Linked DNA regions of Homo sapiens: region 1 is linked to region 2. Evidence: chromatin contacts called from ENCODE POLR2A ChIA-PET data. All regions are on one chromosome and are shown on one strand. Each heading gives the region's core, a stretch centred on a gene start or an enhancer-like site at or near the end of the contact. The rest is flanking DNA. Distances are from core to core; before and after follow the strand shown.

What was found. ChIA-PET counts read pairs that join two places held with the same protein, here RNA polymerase II (POLR2A).
Region 1: POLR2A ChIA-PET joins it to region 2 with 11 read pairs in AG04450. The contact joins the promoter of IFI35 here to the promoter of CDC6 in region 2. POLR2A ChIA-PET finds 5 or more read pairs at or near these places in 2 of 52 experiments (AG04450 and activated CD4-positive, alpha-beta T cell).

What each region holds. Positions count from the first base shown.
Region 1 is chr17:43,002,242-43,008,904 of GRCh38, reverse strand. It overlaps IFI35 (interferon induced protein 35), which reads right to left and starts at 2,121. Exons shown (of 7, transcript NM_001330230.2): 1 at 1,937-2,121. The coding sequence starts at 1,957. RPL27 (ribosomal protein L27) reads right to left here. Exons shown (of 5, transcript NM_000988.5): 4 at 6,122-6,232; 5 at 5,946-6,033. The coding sequence ends at 5,985. RefSeq lists an enhancer at 1,952-2,261.
Region 2 is chr17:40,283,479-40,290,002 of GRCh38, reverse strand. CDC6 (cell division cycle 6) reads right to left here and starts at 2,124. Exons shown (of 12, transcript NM_001254.4): 1 at 1,913-2,124; 2 at 405-595. The coding sequence starts at 582. WIPF2 (WAS/WASL interacting protein family member 2) reads right to left here. Exons shown (of 8, transcript NM_133264.5): 8 at 5,867-6,524. RefSeq lists enhancers at 1,509-1,578, 1,609-1,788, 1,557-2,364.

The DNA.
Region 1 (6,663 bases), core at 872-3,371, 2.7 Mb before region 2:
GGGAGGCAGATCATGTGAGGTCAGGAGTTCGAGACCAGCCTGGCCAACATGCTGAAACCCTGTCTCTACAAAAAATTAGCCATGCTGGGCACGGTGGCTCACGCCTGTAATCCCAGCACTTTGGGAGGCTGAGGCAGGCGGATCACGAGGTCAGGAGTTCGAGACCATCCTGCCTAACACAGTGCAACCCCATCTCTACCAAAAATACAAAAAACTAGCTGGGCGTGGTGGCGGGTGCCTGTAGTCCCAGCTACTTGGGAGGCTGAAGCAAGAGAATGGCATGAACCCATGGGGCGGAGCTTGCTGTGAGCCGAGATCCTGCCACTGCACTCCAGCCTGGGTGACAGAGCGAGACTCCATCTCAAAAAAAAAAAAAAAAAAAAAAAATGAGCCAGGCGTGGTGGCATGTGTGCCTATAATCCCAGCTACTTGGGATGCTGAGGCAAGAGAATCACTTGAATCTGGAAGGCAGAGGTTGCAGTGAGCCAAGATCATGCTATTGCACTTCAGCCTGGGCAACAAGAGTGAAACTCCATCTCAAAAAAAAAAAAAAAAAAAAAAGGAAAGAAAAGTCCGGGCATGGTGGCTTACACCTGTAATCCCAGCACTTTGGGAGCTTGAGGGGGGCAGATCACGAGGTCAGAAGATCAAGACCATCCCGGCTAACACGGTGAAACTCCATTTCTACTAAAAATACAAAAAATTAGCCAGGCATGGTGGAACGTGCCTGTACTCCCAGTTACTTGGGAGGCTGAGGCAGGAGAATCGCTTGAACCCGGGAGGCAGAGGTTGCAGTGAGCCGAGATCATGCCACTGTACTCCAGCCTAGGAGACAGAGTGAGACTCCGTCTCAAAAAAAAAAAAAAAAAAGGGATTGTCCTTGGGGAACTGGGGTTCTGAAAAGGTTGGCAATAATAATATTAAGAAGAAACACATATTGAATGCTCTGTAGGTGCTAAGCAGTGGGATAAGTTTTTACCGTGTTAATCTATGGATTACCTAGTGTGATTCTTAAAGTATAATTCTTATAGTATATATATATATATATATATATATAAATTTTGTGTGTGTGTGTGTGTGAGAGACAGTCTCCCTCTGTTGCCCAGAGTGGAGCATAGTGGTACAATCTCGGCTCACTGCAACCTCTGCCTCCCAGGTTCAAGCAATTCTCCCGCCTCAGTCTCCCTAGTAGCTGGGATTACAGGTGTGTGCCACCATGCCTGGCTAATTTTTGTGTTTTTAGTAGAGATGGGGTTTTGCTATGTTGGCCAGGCTGGTCTCGAACTCCTAACCTCAAGTGATCCACACGCCTCAGCCTCCCAAAGTGCTGGCTGGGATTACAGGTGTGAGCCAACACACCCAGCCTAATTCCTTTAGTTTAATTTTTTTTTTTTTTTTTTTAGACAGAGTCTCGCTGTGTCACCCAGGCTGGAGTGCAGTGATGCAATCTCGGCTCACTGCAACCTCCGCCTCCCAGGTTCAAGTGATTCTCCTGTCTCAGCCTCCCAAGTAGCTGGGATTACAGGCGCACACCACCACACACAGCTAATTTTTTGTATTTTAGTAGAGACGGATTTTCACTGTATTGCCAAGGCCTCCCAAAGTGCTAGGATGACAGGCGTGAGACACCACGCCCGGCCTAGAACAATTGTTATTTGGGTCACAGAACCCGCTGAGTATCTGATGGAAACTACAGATTCTCTCTCCAGAGAAGTGTACACACACAGGATTTAATGAGCTCCTCCTGTCTGAGGCAATAGGTTAGGGAACCAACTCTTGCAGAGGCAACCCCAGCCCTGTGTTTCTCCCCAGCCCTTCAGCAGGTCTGAGATGGGCAGGGTGAGGCTTGGCTGCCAGGCCCTGAGATATCTGCAGGTTCCTAGCCAAGAGGATTACTCCTGTTTCCCCACTTCCCAACTCCCTCCTCCTCACTTACGGCATCCAGTGGGGCTGACATGGGTCTCGGGTCTGTTTGGCAAGAGCTGAGGCTTCAGAGCTGGGCACAGTGGCAGAATTCACAGCAACTGAACTCTTGTTTGTACCCCCCAAAGGGCTGTGGTCTCTCTCAGCCCCAGCAAGACCCGAAATACACCTCAGGAGGCTCTGCTCGCAGGCTGTTTGCTTCCACTTTCATTTCCGTGAAATCCCTGCCTTCTGGCGCTCACATGCCGCCCCCTGCCGAGGCTTCCCCACCCCTGGGAGGAGCCTTCTTGGTCAGCAAAGTCGACTTCACTCAGCCAGGCTGCCTCAAGGAAAGCCACCTCACCCCAACTGCAAACTGGCCCCCATCAACCATTCCCAGCAATCTCCGACAAGCCCATTGGTAGACCCTGCTTTGTCAATGGATTATTTCCCTAGAGCCTAGAATAATGCTGGGCACATTGAACATTGATAAAATAATTGCTGAATGAGCTGGGTGCGGCGGCTCACACCTGTAATCCCAGCATTCTGGGAGGCCCAGGCGGGCAGATCACCTGAGGTCAGGAGTTAGAGACCAGCCTGGCCAACATGGTGAAACCCCACCTTTACTAAAAAAATACAAAAATTAGCCGGGCGTGGAGGTGCATTCCTGTAATCCCAGCTACTTGGGAGGCCGAGGCAGGAGAATAGCTGGAACCCGGAGGCAGAGGTTGCATTGAGCTGAGATGGTGCCATTGCACTCCAGCCTGGGTGACAAGAGTGAAACTCCATCTCAAAAAATAAATAAAACAATAATTGCTGAATGAATGAGAAACACAGTCAGGACAGATAACGCCCATAGTTCAAGTTCACAAAACTGCCGGGTGCGGTGGCTCACACCTGTAATCCCAGCACTTTGGGAGGCCCAGGTGGGCAGATCACCTGAGATCCCAAGTTAGACACCAGCCTGGCCAACGTGGTGAAACCCCGTCTTTACTAAAAAAATACAAAAATTATCCGGGTGTGGTGGTGTATTCCTGTAATCCCAGCTACTTGGGAGGCCGAGGCAGGAGAATAGCTGGAACCTGGGAGGCAGAGGTTGCATTGAGCCAAGATCGCGCTGTTGCACTCCAGCCTGAGTGACAAGAGCGAAACTCCATCTCAAAAAATAATAATTGCTGAATGAATGAGAAACACAATCAGGACAGATAAAGTCCACAGTTCAAGTTCACAAAACTGCCAGGCGCAGTGGCTCATGCCTTGTAATCCCAGCACTTTGGGAGGTCCAGGCGGGTGGATCACGAGACCATCCTGGCCACCATGGTGAAACCCTGTCCCTACTAAAATACAAAAAATTAGCCGGGCCGGATCACACCACTGCACTCCAGCCTGGGCAACAGAGTGAGATTCTGACTAAAAAAAAAAAAAAAGTGCCAATCCCAGCAGCTGGGCCCACTGGTAACATGTGCCTATAGTTCCAGCAGGTTGAGGCAGGAGGACTGCTTGAGCCCAGGAGTTCGAGGCCAGCCTGGGCAACACAGTGAATCTTGTCTCTTAAAAAAAAAAAAAAAAAAAAAAAAAAGGCTGGGTGCAGTGGCTCACGCCTGTAATCCCAGCACTTTGGGAGGCTGAGGCGGTGAATCACTTGAGGTCAGGAGTTTGAGACCAGCCTGACCAACATGGGGAAACCCTGTCTCTACTAAAAATACAAAAATTAGCCGGGCGTGGTGGCATGCGCCTGTAGTCCCAGCTACTCGGGAGGCTGAGACGGGGGAATCGCTTGAACCCGGGAGGCGGAGCTTGCAGTGAGCCGAGATCGTGCCACTGCACTCCAGCTGGGTGACAGAGCGAGACTCTGGCTCAAAAAAAAAAAAAAGAAAAAAGTTCACAAAACTGTTAACAGTGGCCAGCAAGGAGAGCTATCGTCTGCCCAACACGCTTGTGCCTTACATGAATTAACTCTTCAAAACAATGCCATGAAGTTGGTTCTATTTTCTTCACTTTACAGATGAGAAAATTGAGGCACAGAGCATTAGAAACTTGCCCAAGGTCACAGGGCTAGGAATCAAAGCATGGATCCAAACCTGGTAGGAACAGTATTTACACTTGGGCCTTGAGGTAGAGTGGAAAAAAATTTGCTGTATTTTTCCTCAAAAGTTTTAAATTCAGCCCCATTTCTGTGACCCTGAGTAGGCAAGCTACTTAATAGAAGTCTGTCTCAATAGAGATGCCTTAATACTTAAGTGTGTGAAGATTCAATTAAAAAGTTTCCTGGCTGGGTGCAGTGGCTCACACCTGTAATCCCAGCACTTTGGGACGCCAAGGTGGGTGGATCATGAGATCAGAAGTTCAAGACCATCCTGGCCAACATAGTGAAACCCCATCTCTTCTAAAAATACAAAAATTAGCTGGGTGTGGTAGCACACTCCTGTAGTCCTAGCTACTTGGGAGGCTGAGGCAGGAGAATCGCTTGAACCCCGGGGCGGGGCAGAAGTTGCAGTGAGCCGATAGTGCCACCTCGCTCCGGACTGGGTGGGTGAAAGAGCAAAACTCCATCTTAAAAAAAAGTGGCTGGGCGCGGTGGCTCACGCCTGTATTCCAGCACTTTGGGAGGCTGAGGTAGAACGATCACAAGGTCAGGAGATCCAGACCATCCTGGCTAACACGGTGAAACCCCGTCTCTACTAGAAATACAAAAATATTAGCCGGGCATGGTGGCAGGCGCCTGTAGTCCCAGCTACTCGGGAGGCTGAGGCAGGAGAATGGCGTGAACCCGGGAGGCGGAGCTTGCAGTGAGCCGAGATCGTGCCACTGCACTCCAGCCTGGGCAACAGAGCAAGCCTCTGTCTCAAAAAAAAAAAAAAAAAGTTTCCTAGTAACCTAGCCCAAAGTTTTTTCCAGTTACTCACCAATCCTACTTTTGGCCCCTTCCCGCCACCCCGCCCCCTCTGGTTCCCAAGTGCAAGTGTGGTACCTAGCAGACTTGGCAAACTGGCCTGTTTGAATCTTAGTTCCCTCTAGCGACAGAACCATTCAGATGGAGCACCTATTTCATTCATGAAACATGACTAGTTACAGTCCATTGAGAGATAAAATGCCAGATCCTAAGAACCAAATGTCTCTCCTGCACTACACAGTAGTGGCACAACCCAATGCCCCAAAGCTCCTTTGATCACTTTCTTTCAAGTCTCTGCCAGCCAGGCCATTTGAGGAGCACTCCCTTGTCCTATTAAACAGCTGCTCTAGGCTCAGGGATTCACCAAAGGCATCTGTCGTTACCACCAGGAGCAGGTCTCCAGGGTGGTCCCCATCTCACCTACACCAGTACCAGTGTCACCTGAAAACCTGCTAGAAACTCAGACCTACTGGATCAGTCTGAGGGCAGGATTTCAGCAATCCGTGGTTTAACAAACCATCCAGGTGACCTCTATCTGTGCTAAGGTTTGAGAATTTCAGGTTAGTGGTTCTCAATCAAAAATACCTGATCCCCACCACTCAGGGGCCTTTGGTTGTCACAAGGAGGGGCAGAGTGTGTGTGGCAGAGGTTCTCCTGGCATGTAATGGGTAGAAGCCAGGGAGGCTACACAATTCTTCACAGGGATTATCAGGCTAAGGACAGAGGCAGCATAAATCTCATTAAGGCAGATTTAACATTTTCCCAGCCCCTCATCCATCACCCAGCGTCTTTTTTTTTTTTTTTTTTTGAGATGGAGTCTTGCTGTTGTCAGACTGCAGTGCAGTGGTGCTATCTCAGCCCTCCCTGCAACTTCCGCCTCCCGGGTTCAAGCAATTCTCCTGCCTCAACCTCCCGAGTAGCTGGGACTACAGGCGTGCACCACCAGGCCCAGATAATTCTTAGTATTTTTTAGGAGAGACAAGGTTTCACCATGTTGGCCATCTCTTGACCTGGTGATCCGCTCGCCTTGGCCTCCCAAAGTACTGGGATTACAGGCGTGAGCCACCGTGCCCAGCCCACCCAGTGTTTCCTATTCAATAATGTTCTCCTTTTCACAGTCTGGTAATACATACAGCATGCAGACACAGGCTTTTTTTCTTTATAATTTTTAATGATCAAAACAAAGCATCTAAAACCGCAGTTTCTGGAAGAACCACTTGTTCTTGCCTGTCTTGTATCTAGAAGGGAAAAAAAGAGGACACCAATGAGGAAAGGAATGGAAATAGTGAAACCATACTCCACCATTCACTACCAAAGCCTACTTACCTCTCTTCAAACTTGACCTTGGCCTCCCGTCGGGCCTTGCGTTTAAGAGCAGGATCTCTGAAGACATCCTTATTGACGACAGTTTTGTCCAAGGGGATATCCACAGAGTACCTGGGGACAAAGGTGGAGAGGCAGGATTAGCCCACATACTGCCGGGGCCCCTATACAGCCCAAATCCTTGTGGGACACTAGGGAATCAGGGTCTGACTCCTTAGAAGCAACCATCAAAAGCCATGTCCCGATGACATTATCTGAAAATTCACACTTTTTTTTTTTTGAGACGGAGTCTGAATCTTTCGTCCAGGCTGGACTGCAGTGGTGTGATCTCAGCTCATTGCAAGTTCCGCCTCCCGGGTTCACGCCATTCTCCTGCCTCAGCCTCCCGAGTAGCTGGGACTACAGGTGCCCGCCATCAGGCCTGGCTAATTTTTTGTATTTTTTTAGTAGAGACGGGGTTTCACAGTGTTAGCCAGGACGGTCTTGATCTCCTGACCTCGTGATCCGCCCGCCTTGGCCTCCCAAAATGCTGGGATTATAGGCGT
Region 2 (6,524 bases), core at 875-3,374:
CTATAATCCCAGCACTTTGGGAGGCCGAGGCAGTTGGATCACCTGAGGTCAGGAGTTCAGAGACCAGATTGGCCAATATGGCAAAACCCTGTCTCAACTAAAAATCCAAAAAAAAAAAAAAAAAAAATTAGCCAGGCTTGGTGGTGGGCGCCTGTAATCCCAGCTACTTGGGAGGCTGAGGCAGGAGAATCGCTTGAACCCAGGAGGCGGAGGTTGCAGTGAGCCAAGATCGCACTATTGCACTCCAGCCTGGGAGATGGAGCGAGACTCTGTCTCAAAAAAAAAAAAAAAAAAAAAAAGAAGTCTTAACTGAACTTAGAAAGCTCCTTCAAAGGACACACATCTTACCAAGAAAAGAAAGGTCACGAGCTGCTAGTGAAAAAGTGATATAATGGATGGTTTACCCAGACGTTTCCTGGGGCTGAGAGGCAGGGCTTTTACACGAGGAGAACAGGTTACGGTTTGGACATTTGTTGGTTCTAGTTTGGCATCACTGGAGTTTTTAGCTTTGTTCAATGCCCGAGACAGCTTCCTTTTTGGAAAACTGATTGTAGCCTGTGCCTGGGATCGGGTTTGAGGCATGACGACAGCACAGCTAGATTAAAAAAAATAAGAGGACAACTAGTCAATATGTGAAAGTGAAGAGAAAATAACTAACATGGAATTTATTTATACTGATGATTAACACTTATTTCCTAATTATGTTATCACACTTATTTTAGCATTCACTTTTGCTTCACATCCAAATCTATGCAAGAACAGCTGACATTTGTTGTCTACCTACTACGTGGAAGGGCGCTGTTATAAACACTTTAGGTACCAACTCGTTTAACAACGATCTTAGGAGTAGGTACTATTATTAGCCTTTATTTTACACATGAGAAAACTGAGATAAACAGTGGCCCAAAGTCACAGAAAAACAGGAATGTAACCCCGGGCATCTGGTGCCAGAGCCCAAGTTCTTAACCAATTGAGCGATGCAATAACAAGTTACCTGAAATGGGCCGGGCGCGGTGGCCCACGCCTGTAATCCCAGCACTTTGGGAGGCTGAGGCGGGCGGATCACCTGAGGTCAGGAGTTCGAGACCAGCCTGACCAACATGGAGAAACCCCGTCTCTACTAAAAATACAAAAATTACGGCCAAACGCGGTGGCTCACGCCTGTAATCCCAACACTTTGGGAGGCCGAGACGGGCCGAGACCATCCTGGCTAACACGGTGAAACCCCGTCTCTACTAAAAATGCAAAAAATTAGCCGGGCGTGGTGGTGGGCGCCTGTAGTCCCAGCTACTCGGGAGGCTGAGGCAGGAGAATGGCATGAACCCGGGAGGCGGAGCTTGCAGTGAGCCGAGATCGCGCCACTGCACTCCAGCCTGGGAGACCGAGCGAGACTCCGTCTCAAAAAAAAAAAAAAAATTAGCCGGACGTGGTGGCGGGCGCCTGTAGTCCCAGCTACATGAAGAGGCTGAGGCAGGAGAATGGCTTGAACCCGGCAGGCAGAGGTTGCAGTGAGCCGAGATCGCACCACTGCACTACAGCCTGGGCGACAAGAGCGAGACTCCGTCTCAAAAAAAAAAAAAAGTTACATGAATTGATTTATATAGAACTTCTAGTTTCCTCCCTCCAGGCACGCGGGGTGTCTTTATCACCAGTTCAGCCCAGCACCCGCCACATTTAGTCTCTTCTATCCCAAGCCCTCACACTGCAGCTCAGTCTTCCCTCAGTTCTTTCCGCCCCTGCACTCAGTCCTCATTCTAGGCAGCTCTCAACGCACCCCAGAATATTTCCTTCCTACAACTTTCACCTCCTTCACACCACGCATAACTGCTAGAACTACCCCGAGGGCACCTGCCCTTTCCCTGATCCCGACCTCAGACCTCCAGCGAGCTCAGCTCTTTTCCCTTCACTTCACCTCAGGCCTCGCCGGAACCCGCAGCCTTCACCCAGCTCCGCTGCCTCACAGACCCCAGGCCTCCTCGAGCAATCCTCTTCTTTCCACCTCCTCAGTGCAGGATCCTTCTCACGTCTCTCACACGCAGCCTCTCGGACTCACCACCACAAGCCCCTGAACAAACTGCACAGCGGCAGCAGCAAACTCCAGCCGCGCTCGCGCCAAATCCGAATGGCCACAGCGTTCCCACCTCCCGCCAAAGCCCGGCCTCGATTCTGATTGGCTGTAGTCACAGAGCCTTTCGCCTTGGGCACCGCCTCTTTTTTTGCTACCAATCCAGTGGAAGAGTTACAGCCAATGAGAGAGCCCCAAGTCTTAGAGTCGCTGTGAGGCCACGACCACTGAACGGGGGAGGGAATCTACATCCGGGGCCTCGGTGGAAAGACGCGCGATTGCGGCAGGGCGACTCTGGGTAAAGCGGGCCGGCCCGCCGCAAAGCACGCTGGGAGGCGTAGTCTTTGCTGCCGCGCAGTCGCACTCTTCCTTCGACTGGAAGTGTCAAGATGTGGTTCCCCTTCTCACTGCCTAAAGTACCCATTTGCATCATCCTGATGGGCTAGATTTTCAGAACTGCTACATGATACCTACCGTTTTGGGTTCTGTGCGCCAGGTATGATGCTAGGCACTTTCCTTACCTCTCTAATGCTCAACCTCGCAAAGTACAAAGCAAACTTCTATACAAGGTTAGAGGTCACAGCATCTTGGTGACAGTGAAGAGCCTAGGATCCAGATCTCCTGATGGCTGAACTAGTGATTTTTATGGTAAAGTTCTACACACCTATATAAAGAAAAACTATGCTTCATCATAGTATCTCTTGATTTGTGCTTCAAAGGTGAGAAACAGAGCCAACTCTTTACTTTTATTTCGTTCAACCTAAGAATATTATGTTCTGTGCATCTTCTTACCATTAATCCACACATCATGGGGAGGGAATTATGACCCCTTAATTTTAAAATCTTTTATGGCGAAACACTAGGGTTTCAGGGCCAGGGAAGACAGCTATATAGAAGAGGCAAGCTGAGTTTTTAATGAAAAATATAAATTAGCGCAGTAATTTGAAGGCCAGCTTCCAAAGCCAATAATTCATCTAAGCCTCAGGTTCCTTTAGAGGCCAGAACCCAATTCTAGGTGATGGTAAACATTTATCTTTTACCCCTCAGTAACAAACAAAATAGAGCCATAAAGCCTAGAAAGAGGGAAGCAACAATATTACGATCATCAGTGAATTGGTACCTAGTTCATGAAGAGAGCCAATATTGAGTGCTTAAGTGTATGCCAGGGGCTGTGCTCAGTATTTTACCTACATCACCTTATTAATCTTCACAAGCACCCCCATGAACCTGGTGTTATTTCACTTTACAAATGAGGGAACTACAGTAGAGGGGAGTTGAGTAAACTTGCCCAAGGTCACACAACTAGTAAGTGGAAGAGCTAGAATTTGAACTCTGAACTCTGACAGAAAATCAAACTCTTGACCACTTTATCATAGGGGGATGATTAGACAGATTCAGGTTCTAAACAGGAAGAGATGGTGGAGTACATTTCGTGAAGGCTTTTTAGCAGCTGAAAACTACAAAAGTGAAGAGAATGGGCTGCCATGAATGGAGAAAGTTACCACACAATGGAAGCTTTTTTTTTTTTTATTTTTGAGACAAGTCTCATTTTATCACCCAGGCTTGAGTGCCGTGCCATGATCTCGGCTCACTGCAATCTCCACCACCTGGGTTCAAGCCATTCTCCTGCCTCAGCCTCCTGAGTAGCCGGGACTACAGGCACGCGTCACCACGCCTGGCTAATATTTGAATTTTTAGTAGAGGGGTTTCACCATGTTGGCCAGGTTGGTCTCAAACTCCTGACTTCATGATCCACCCACCTCAGCCTCCCACAGTGCTGGGATTACAGGCATGAACCACCGCTCTTGGCCACAGTGGAAGCTTTTAAAAGGACTAGATGGTATTTCTGATGTCTTAGTAGGATAGTAGAACTCAGGAAGCAACCTTCACTGTTCGTATTTTTATAACATGGGCACCTAAGAATTGCCCTTAATAACCTGAAATGGTAATGTGTGCCCAGCCAGCTGTAAGGGGTGGTTATGGTAAACAACCTAGGAAGCTATGAGTACTTAGCATGCATATTGGAACCTATGAAAACACCAGGAAATGGCTGGGTGCGGTGGCTCACGCCTGTAATCCCAGCACTTTGGGAGGCTGAGGCGGGTGGATCACGAGGTCAGGAAATCGAGACCATCCTGGCTAACACGGTGAAACCCCGTCTCTACTAAAATACAAAAAAATTAGCCAGGCGTGGTGGCGGGTGCCTATAGTCCCAGCCACTCAGAAGGCTGCGGCGGGAGAATGGTGTGAACCCGGGAGGTGGAGCTTGCAGTGAGTGGAGATCACGCCACGCCACTGCACTCCGGCCTGGGCGACAAAGCGAGACTCCGCCTCAAAAAAAAAAGAAAAGAAGACACTAGGAAACATAGCAGTGGCCCAAGAAAAGCCTACAGGTGTAAATGACCACTGTGGAAGCAGGCAAATAATCACAGAATGTCAGGACTGAAAGGTTATCTACTTGAAGCTTTTCCTTTGCACTAATAATGATCCTCCAGTAACGTGATGCGTACACATCATATTGTTTCTTGCTTCTGTGCCTTTGTTTTTGCTGTTTCCTCTGTCTGGAATGCCACTAACCATCCATCTTCCCTGGCTAACTCCCATAAAGCCTTTTAATATCCTGCATAGGTTTCTCCTGGTAGCTATCCTGAAGTCTACTAAACTATGAGTTCCTTGGAGTCAAAGACCATGTCTTAGCCTTGCACAGTGGCATGCATCTGTAATTCCAGCTACTCGGGAGGCTGAGGTGGGAGGATCCCTTGAGCCCAGTTTGAGGACAGCCTGGACAACATAGGGAGACCCATTTCCAAGTTGGAAAAAAAAAAAAAAGACTTTTTATTTGGAGTCTCGCTCTGTCGCCCAGGCTGGAGTGCAGTGGCACAATCTCAGCTCACTGCAACCTCCACCCAACCGGGTTCAAGCAACTCTCCTGCCTCAGCCTCCTGAGTAGCTGGGATTACAGGCGCCCATAATTTTAGTAGACGGGGTTTCACCATATTGGACAGACTGGTCTCAAACTCCTGACCTCAGGTGATCCACCTGCCTCAGCCTCCCAAAGTGCTGGGATTACAGGCGTGAGCCACCGCGCCCGGCAAAAACAGACTTTTCATCTTCATATTGTAGATGCCTGGTACAGAGTAAAGTGTACAATAAGAGCTTGCTGAATGAAGGAATGGAAAGGACATTCTTGCCAAGTGGACATCCACCCTTTGCATAAACACTTGTGGCTGGAGAGCATACAGTCTTTTAAGTCTCACACCCCTAAGCCTAGGAATGGAGAATGAATTCAATTATGTGTGAAAATGATCCAGACTGGGCTCCAGTGATGTCAGAGGCAAAGCATTTCCCCAGTTGTCCTCTGGGGCAGTCAGAATCCTGAGGCTGACATATTTCTAGTTCTAATTCATTTTCCATAGTTCCTTTACCTCTCTTTGCAGAGTACTAGGAAGTTGGAGACAGGCAGCTTTCTTCCAGTGGGTCGTTTAGTTCATGGTTAGATTGGGTTGGGAAATACTTAAGAGGTACATTCATGGCAAGCAGCTCTGCCTCAGTAATGGAAGGAAAACTAGTGTCCTTATCACCTGCTAACTCATACACAGTATCATGGAGAAGGAATCAAATCACACTGGAAGAACCTGTCTGGCATCCTTTTGTGTGACTGTGTGTGTAGACACACACACACACACACACACACACACTAGCAATACCATCACAAGAAGACAGAATGAATTATAGGGTTAGGAAGTCGAAGGTCATTTAGGCAAGCTCCATTTGCAGGCTATTTCAAGTCAGGAGGAACAATTCAATCAATAAATAGGTAGTTTATTAACCATATTAATAACAATGATGGGTCAAATAATCGGAGATTCAGCCCATCTGGGAAGTACGGATGAAAATGAAAGGAGTCCTTTTTTTTCTTCCCCTCCCTCCCTCATCCTCATAGGTTTTTATATCTAAATTATGTGAGAGTGATTCATACACACACCCATTATGAATCAGTAAGAGAAATAACTTCAAGACCTTTGCTAGTGATGAAAGTGCAAGTTAAGCTCATTAAGCCTTAGTGGTTATGATGTCAGCTGACCACAGTAAGGAGAGAATGTCTGGTTGAATTTTTACACCTAAAGTCAAAGTTCAAGAAAACCAGCTAAGATTCAGCTTAAAAAGCAGTGACGAAAAACAGCCAACACCCACATAAAAACAGATACACACATTCTGTATGCTTTGTCCCCACCCTTCTTTTCTTTAGCCTCAATCTGAGAATCTGCCATGCAACACAGGTAGAAAGAATTATAAGAGATTCAAGGAAAAGGTCACAAGGCCAGGAAGCCTCCTAGGTTCCCTGAAATCGTGGGCAAAGGGGAGTTAGGTGGAAATATAAAATAAGGACTGGCTGGGTGCGGTGGCTCATGCCTGTAATCCCAGCACTTTGAGAAGCTGAGGTGGGACAATCACTTAA